Linked DNA regions of Homo sapiens: all the other regions are linked to region 3. The links are chromatin loops, found by intact Hi-C in ENCODE. Cell type or tissue: Caco-2. All regions are shown on one strand.

Region 1 (2,500 bases), 500 kb after region 3:
GACTCCGTTTCAAAAAACAACAACAACAACAACAACAACAAAAAGCCCACTGTGTATGGCATAGTGGGGAAAACCAGGATGCCAGGGTTTAAAAGACCCAGTTCAATCAGTGTTCTCCGTTGACTACTCTTGTGAATTTGGTCAAGCCGTTTAGCATCTGTGTCCCAGTCCCCACGAGGAAAACAAAGGTAAGAATACACAGCTTCCAATACTAACAGTAACACATGCAGAGCCTCTAGCACAGAGCCAGGCTGGACGCTAAACAAATGGTAGCTACAGTTAGAGTCATAATTAGAGTCACTATACCATTTGATCCACCTTCTAGAAGCAATATATAAAAAAAGAAAAAGATTATAGGCAGATACTTCAGCTTAAAACCCCCAAAGTTGTATGTGTAGTATGTTAAATGCACCTATCCCTTCTGCTATGACACATTAAACTCTACACATCTGTCAGGACTCTGTATTATTTTATTCAAAAATGTATTCTATTTTAAAAGAAAACGAAACTGGGTGTGGTGGCTCATGCCTGTAATCCCAGCACTCTGGGAGGCCAAAGTGAGAGGATTGCTTGAGGCCAGGAGTTCGAGACCAGCTTGGGCAATCTGCATAAAAAAATTTAAAAATTAGCCAGGCAAGGTGGCATGCTCCTGTAGTCCTAGCTACTCAGGAGGCTGAGGCAGGAGGATTGCTTCAGCCCAGGCATTCCAAGCTGCAGTGAGTCATGATCACACCACTGAACTCCAGCCTGAGTGACAGAACAAGATCCTAGCTCAAAAAATAAAAATAAAAAATAAAAATAAATTAGTCAAGCATGGTGGTATGCACCTGTAGTTCTAGCTACTCTGGAGGCTGAGGTGGAAGGATTGCTTGAGCCCAGGAGCTTGAGGCTGCAGCAAACTATGATTGCGCCACTGCAATCCAGCCTGAGCGACAGTGCAAGAATGTGTTATTGATCCCTCGTCCCTATCTCTCCCTTCCCAAGCCCTCCTTATCCTCCAAAGCCCTGCCAAGAAACCATGACACTCCCAACAAGAAAGGGACCTACCCAGATTCTCAACTTCTGAGGCTCCCTGGGGCCACCTACAATTTTCAACTCTGATAAGGAACACAAACATGTCTTAGAAGAGAAGTTTCCTTATATGGCATTGCAGCTTCACAGCAACTTAAATACTGTAAGTGCACAGTATTTGCTGAATAAATCTTTCCTAAACACTCCCCGCAATGCTTTGCCTTTGCAATTGCATAGGTGCCTCCCTCTGGAATGCTCACCCACCCATGGCTATCTATGCATGCATCTCAAAATCTTAAGGATTCTCCCCAGTAAACTTAGGAAGAGATGCACAAGGTCATTCCAGACTAGAGAAATGCAAATCAGTAAAACCAGAATATACTATTTTTCACTTATCAGATCTGCAAACCCAAAAGTTTGACTAGGACACCAGTGCTGGTGAAAGTACAAGGAAGCAGACAGGTTCCTGCATGACTGATAATAGGATACACTGGGGTGACCTTTCTAGGGGCAATTTCACAATGTGCATCTAACTTGTATTTTTTTGAGGCAGAGTCTGGCTCTGTCGCCCAGACTGGAGTGCAGTGGCGCAATCACGGCTCGCTGGAGCCTCCAACCTCTTGGGTTCAAAGCAATCCTCCCACCTCAGTCTGCTGAGTAGCTGAGATTACAGGCACATGCCACCACATCCACATTGGGCTAATTTTTTTATATTTTGTAGAGACAGGGTCTCACAATGTTGCCCCAGCTCATCTGGAACTCCTGGGCTCAAGCAATCCTCCTGCCTCACCCTCCCTAAGAACTGGGATTATAGGTTTGACCAACCACACCCAACCGGCATCAAATTTTTAAAGTGATTATACCCCTCGACCTAGTAATTCCATTCCATGAAGTATATCCTTTAGGTATGTTCCAAAAAGTAAATGTTTTGGCAAGTCACAGTGGCTCATGCCTGTAATGCCAGCACTTTGGGAGGCTGAGGCAGGAGGACCGCTTGATCCCAGGAGACAAGCATTATGTTCAGGCAACATAGTGAGAGCCCATCTCTACAAATCATAATAATACATTTAAATTTAAAAAGAAAAAAAGAGGCCTGGCACCATGGCTCAAGCCTGTAATCCCAGCACTTTGGGAGGCGGAGGTGGGTGGATCACGAGGTCATGAGATCTAGACCATCCTGGCTAACACGGTGAAACCCTGTCTCTAAACCCTCTACTAAAAATACAAAAAAATTAGCCGGTCTTGGAAGTGGGCGCCTGTAGTCCCAGCTACTCGGGAGGCTGAGGCAGGAGAATGGCATGAACCTGGGAGGTGGAGCTTGCAGTGAGCCGAGATCGCGCCACTGCACTCCAGCCTGGGCGACAGAGTGAGATTCCATCTCAAAAAAAAAGAAAAAAGAAGGTCGGACGCGGTGGCTCACATCTGTAATCCCAGCACTTTGGTGGCTGAGGCGGGCGGATCACCTGAGGTCAGGAGTTTGAGATCAGCC
Region 2 (2,500 bases), 510 kb before region 3:
GGTGACTGGGGGAGGGGAAGGCAGGCTCTGTTTCACTCCACCCTTTATCATCAATTTCCAAGAGGCAGGATTTATATGTGCCAAACCTCAAGTTATCTCTTAAGAATCCCATCCTATGCAGGGGTGGGGTGGAATCTCCTAGGGGAACTCAGGGTTAATGGATGACACAGGGCACCGCAAGCAACAGGTTTAATGCATCTCCAGGGGAAGTCCAGGACTGAAACTGCTAATGCGTGATGGAGCCAAGGAGAGAACCCAGGAATTCTAACTGACCTCCCTCACAGCCTAGCCTAGGGTAGGGGGTAATGGCCTGGCAGAACCAAGTAGAAAGGCATTTTCTAAATCTTGAAGGGATGATCACAGCTGGAGGCAGAAGCCAGGTGAAGGAGGAAAGGGTAGGGAGCAAAGAAAGTAATGGACAAGAGGAAAGGCAGGGACACGTCCAAAAAAAGTAGTTTTTGGGGGGCGGACCTCTAGGGACATTGCTTTCCAGTTTCCACACTCTTGCCGGCAGGGCTGGGACAGGAAGCAGTCCATGGAAGTCATCGCAATGGCATTTCCTGAAGAGCTGGAGAAAAACCTCCAGTTCCGAGGGGAGCACTGGAGGCTGCCCAAAAAGCTGTGTGGCTCAGAGTTCACTGTAAGGCTCAAGCTTGGCCCGAGAGTCTCATCAGGGATGAAACCAAATAGCAGACGGTCCCAAAGGCAGTTTCTTTATACAAAACCACAATTTCAAAAATCAATATGTAAAAAAAGAGAAGCCAGATGATGTGAGTGAAGAGCCCTAGGATGATATGAAAGCCTTAAAAGAATGAATTAATTCACCCAATCTTCAGAAAAAGGTGGCATTACTATAGCCATTTACAAGTTAAAAGACTTGCCCAAGGTCACACAGCAAGCTAGTAGTCAAGTTCCAATTTGAAAGTCCAAAAACTGCCTCTTCCTCCTGATGTAACCTTGGGCAAGTCAATTCATCTTTCTCACCTGATTTCTCTCCTTTGAAACGGAGATGTCATCCTTCCTGCTCACCTCTCTGGGTGGTTATAAGGATCAAAAAGGCAAGGTGGATCTGAAAGTGCTTTGGAAGCTGTAAGGTGTTACATAAATATAGGGTAGCACTATTGTGGGCTCAGTGATAAACTAGCCTGCCTTGACACTGGGTTTAGTTAAGGTGCTGACATATCTGTCAACAGGAGAGAGCCATTTTAAAATATAACTAATGTGAAATATGCTGTAATGGTGGAATCCGCCACAAGGCCTAAGGATAGAGAGAACCAGCATTCCTTTATTGCCTACTTCAAACCCTCCATCTTGCATAAAGGGAAACTGGGGACTGGGGGTGAAGTGACTTGGCCAAGGTGAGACTGAGAGTAGAACTGGGATTCCAACTCCAAGACCAGTGCTTACACCACCATTGCACACAAACACTGTGGAGCTCCTACTACAACAGAAATGCTGCAAGGGCCTGCTCTGAGATGTGCTGATGGGTCACTATGGTATTTAGAAAAAGGAGAGTGGATGCTCAAGATTCCGTGAATGGGTCTCTGACATGCGTTCTGTGGAAAGATAATAAGAATAATGATACCAACATGGCTCCAGTCTTTATGCATCTCAGGTATACCTCACTGTGTCTTTACCATCGCCCCCTGTGAGGCAGGTATTATTATTTGTCCCAAGATTCAGAGAGGTAAAAGGAGCTTGCATAGGTAGACACGGATGAGTTGGGAACTGAACTCAGACAAATTTCATTTACTCAGACAGAAATACTGTTGGAGTGGAAGAGGACCATTCATCAGAATATCACATTTGGAGAGAACTATTCCCAAAGAACATCTATCTTACTTAACTTTGATTCTAGGACCTCCAAGTAGTTGAAAAATATGGTTTCCAGGATGGCTGGACCCATCAATATACCATGTGCAAGCCTGGTCTTATTCTCCAGTCCCCGTCTCACTACACCTCCACCTCTAGGTCCAAGCCACTATTCTTTTTCACCTGGCAATTGCACCAGCCTCTTCACTGGGCTCCCTGTTGCCACCCTTAAGAATACAGACCAGGCCTGGCACGGTGGCTCACGCCTGTAATTCCAGCACTTTAGGAGGCTGAGGCGGGCGGATCACGAGGTCAGGAGATCGAGACCATCCTGACTAACATGGTGAAACCCCGTCTACTAAAAATACCAAAAATTAGCCGGGTGTGGTGGCGGGCACCTGCAGTCCCAGCTACTTGGGAGGCTGAGGCAGGAGAATGGCGTGAACCCAGGAGGTGCAGCTTGCAGTGAGCAGAGATCGTGCCACTGCACTCCAGTCTGGGAGACAGAGAAAGACTCTGTCTCAAAAAAAAAAAAAAAAGGAATACAGACCATTCCACCAAAGCCAAATCCTCATCATGGTCTGTAATGCTGTATGCGATCTGGCCCCCACCTACTTCTCCATCCTCCTCCTCAACCATTCCCTCCCCACCTTCTACCCTTTTCCCCTTTGCTGTTTCTTCTCCAGCC
Region 3 (2,500 bases):
GTACAGCAGTTTGTTTAACTGTTTACTTGTGAGTGACGTCTGGGTTGTTTCCAGTTGGGGGCTATTTTATGAATAAAGCTGCAAGGGACATTGGTGTATAGGCTTGTGTGAACATAAGTTTTCATTTTTCTTGAATAAATGCCTAAGAGTACAATTGCTGGGTCATGTAACTGCATGCCTAACTGCCAAACTGTTTTCCAGAATGGCTGTTCCCATTTCATACTTTTAAGGAAAGGATTTTGGCTGGCAGAAGGCACTTCCCCCCTCCAGCTGGAGGGAAGAAGTATACAGAGATCTAGAACTTGAAAGTGCATTGTGAACATGGAACAGCAAGGGGTTTCGTGCTGCTGAGAGGTAGTCTGGGTTTAGCTGAAGAGGGAACACAGGTTTGCTCCTCATTTGTTCAGTCAAGAAGTATTGACCGGGCGCGGTGGCCCACACCTGTAATCCCAACACTGGGAGGCCTAAGTAGGCAGATCACTTGAGTCCAGGAGTTCGAGACCAGCCTGGGCAACATGGCGAAACCCCGTCTCTACAAAAAAAATGTAAAAAATTAGCTGGGCCTGGTGGCACTTATCTGTAGTCCCAGCTACTCAGGAGGCTGAGATGGGAAGGTCTTGCCTTGAGCCTGGAGGCGGAGATTGCAGTGAGCCGAGATCACGCCACTGCCCTCCAGCCTGGGTGACACCTGGGTGACAGCAAGATCCTATCTCAAAAAAGAAAAAGAAAAGAAAAATATTTACCAAGCTCTTGGGTGTGCCAGACACTATTCTGCGCATACTGGAGCACTGCCTTCCCACAGCAAGGACAGAGGTGAAATAATTATGAGATGGACTGTGTATGAGGGGGAAGCAGGGGCTTGGGAGGGCATGATAGGGGCACCTGCAGACCCCTGCTCCCTTCCATAGCGCAGGGACTATGCCTGTCTTGTTTTCCTCCAGGTCCCAATACATAGTAGGCAATCAATAAATGTTTTTTAAATGTTGAATGAATGATTCAAATCCAGTATACATAGTCCCTGTGAGTGTGACCTGGCCGTTGCTTCTGTAAGCAGCTGCATGTCCCAGTCCTGCCATGTAGGTAAAAGGGCAAAGGCTTGGTCCAGACACCCCACCCTGGAATGAATTACTGCACCGCAGATTGGAAGCCAGTGTGACATATAAAAGGTTGGAATGCTCTCCTGTAAAGTTTTAATTGTTCGACAAGCAAAGAGGGTTGTAAATTCCATGTGGCGGGACAGTATTGCATATTGTGCCTGTTGCCGCCGCCACCAAGGTTCCTTATCAGCCCGTTGGTATTTCACAACCTCTCGTGTTTCTTGCGTGTTGCAGGGGCCCCTCCGCAGGGTCTCTGGGGCATGGTGCAACACCATCCTTTTTCCCGTGGGGGTGGCAGCCAGGCTCTCTGTGCGTCCTCTGACTTCCCTCATTCCATCTCCTGTCTAGATTTTCTCCAAAGGAACATCCGGTGCTTGCCCTGCCAGGAGCCCCAGCCCAGTTCCCCGTCCTAGAGGAACACAGGCCACTACAGAAGTACATGGTATGGTCAGACGAAATGGTGAAGACGGGAGAGGCCCAGATTCATGCCCACCTTGTCCGGCCCTATGTGGGCATTCATCTGCGCATTGGCTCTGACTGGGTAACTTCCCCCTTCCTCTCTCACTGGCTAACTTGGATGTGTCCCTGAGCATGGCCCTGGCCTGTAGGGATCGGCCCCGCGTCCCAGCCAGAGCAGAGATCTCTCACTTGTTCTGGTTCGTGGGATTGTGTCCCATCATCCCACTGCAGCACATATCAAAATGTAACTCCAGAGTGCCTGCCAGCCAGGTCTCACTTTAGCAGCAGCTGTTTTTATCCTCATTTTACAGATGGATAAACTGAGAGATCAAGCCAGACCCCAGGTCAGGCAGCAAGCCATAAAGAGGCCACAGTCCAGGAGTCCCCTGTCCTAGCTCAGTGTCTGGCTGGTAGACTCCGTGTTGAAAAACTGACTGTGGAGATGAGGCATGGCTCCCAAGAAATGAAGATGTCATCCTAACAGAATTTGGAGGCTGTTTAAATGTGCAGAATCCTTGTATTCCAATGAGGTTTTCACCTCTGTGTGAAAATAACAGAATCAATATAGATGGTCACCTTGATTTACCTAAGAAGATATATAGATATGTTAGAAATGCTCATTGCAGAAAACTTGAAAAATACTAAAATTAAAATTCACTCATAGCCAATTGATGAGGTAATCTTACATTTACCCACTAAACTCTCCTCTTTCCCCCAGCCCCCACAAAGAAAGGGAGCCAGAGCCAGGATGTCTTATGAGTGGCTCCAACCAGACATTCAAGGAATAGTAATTCCCATCTATACTTTCCTACAACATCAAGAGATATAAGATTCTATTTTTTATAAAGCTAGCATAACACTAATACCAAACTCAGATAAGGTCAGCTCAGAAAATTATAGCCTGTTCTTGCTTATGAACACAAATGCATAGGCCCTAAGTGAAA

What was found. Hi-C counts contacts between places; a loop is a spot of excess contacts. Peaks named below come from ENCODE experiments on the same cell type or tissue, not always from the same donor. Only the 100,000 strongest peaks of a DNase experiment are listed, where the experiment ranks them.
Region 1: a loop joins it to region 3, with 2.9 times the contacts of the local background. A loop is called at or near these places in 1 of 110 quality-filtered maps.
Region 2: a loop joins it to region 3, with 3.0 times the contacts of the local background. A loop is called at or near these places in 1 of 110 quality-filtered maps.

The regions. Positions count from the first base shown.
Region 1 is chr20:32,730,544-32,733,043 of GRCh38, forward strand. All of the region lies in intron 1 of COMMD7 (COMM domain containing 7), which reads right to left. Among named protein-coding and RNA genes, the nearest start is that of COMMD7, 12 kb to the right of the region's middle. RefSeq lists a silencer at 879-1,173 and an enhancer at 2,250-2,500. In Caco-2, no CTCF peak of the experiment used is centred here; DNase peaks (open chromatin) are centred at 998 and 1,588.
Region 2 is chr20:31,712,937-31,715,436 of GRCh38, forward strand. The region is part of intron 2 of BCL2L1 (BCL2 like 1); the gene reads right to left. The region is part of intron 3 of BCL2L1-AS1 (BCL2L1 antisense RNA 1); the gene reads left to right. Among named protein-coding and RNA genes, the nearest start is that of BCL2L1, 8.7 kb to the right of the region's middle. RefSeq lists enhancers at 1-363, 390-684. In Caco-2, a CTCF peak has its summit at 1,287; a DNase peak (open chromatin) is centred at 525.
Region 3 is chr20:32,226,818-32,229,317 of GRCh38, forward strand. POFUT1 (protein O-fucosyltransferase 1) reads left to right here. Exons shown (of 7, transcript NM_015352.2): 5 at 1,446-1,638. It overlaps LOC124904884 (a long non-coding RNA gene), which reads right to left. Exons shown (of 2, transcript XR_007067560.1): 2 at 1-2,142. Among named protein-coding and RNA genes, the nearest start is that of MIR1825, 9.7 kb to the right of the region's middle. In Caco-2, no CTCF peak of the experiment used is centred here; DNase peaks (open chromatin) are centred at 644 and 1,234.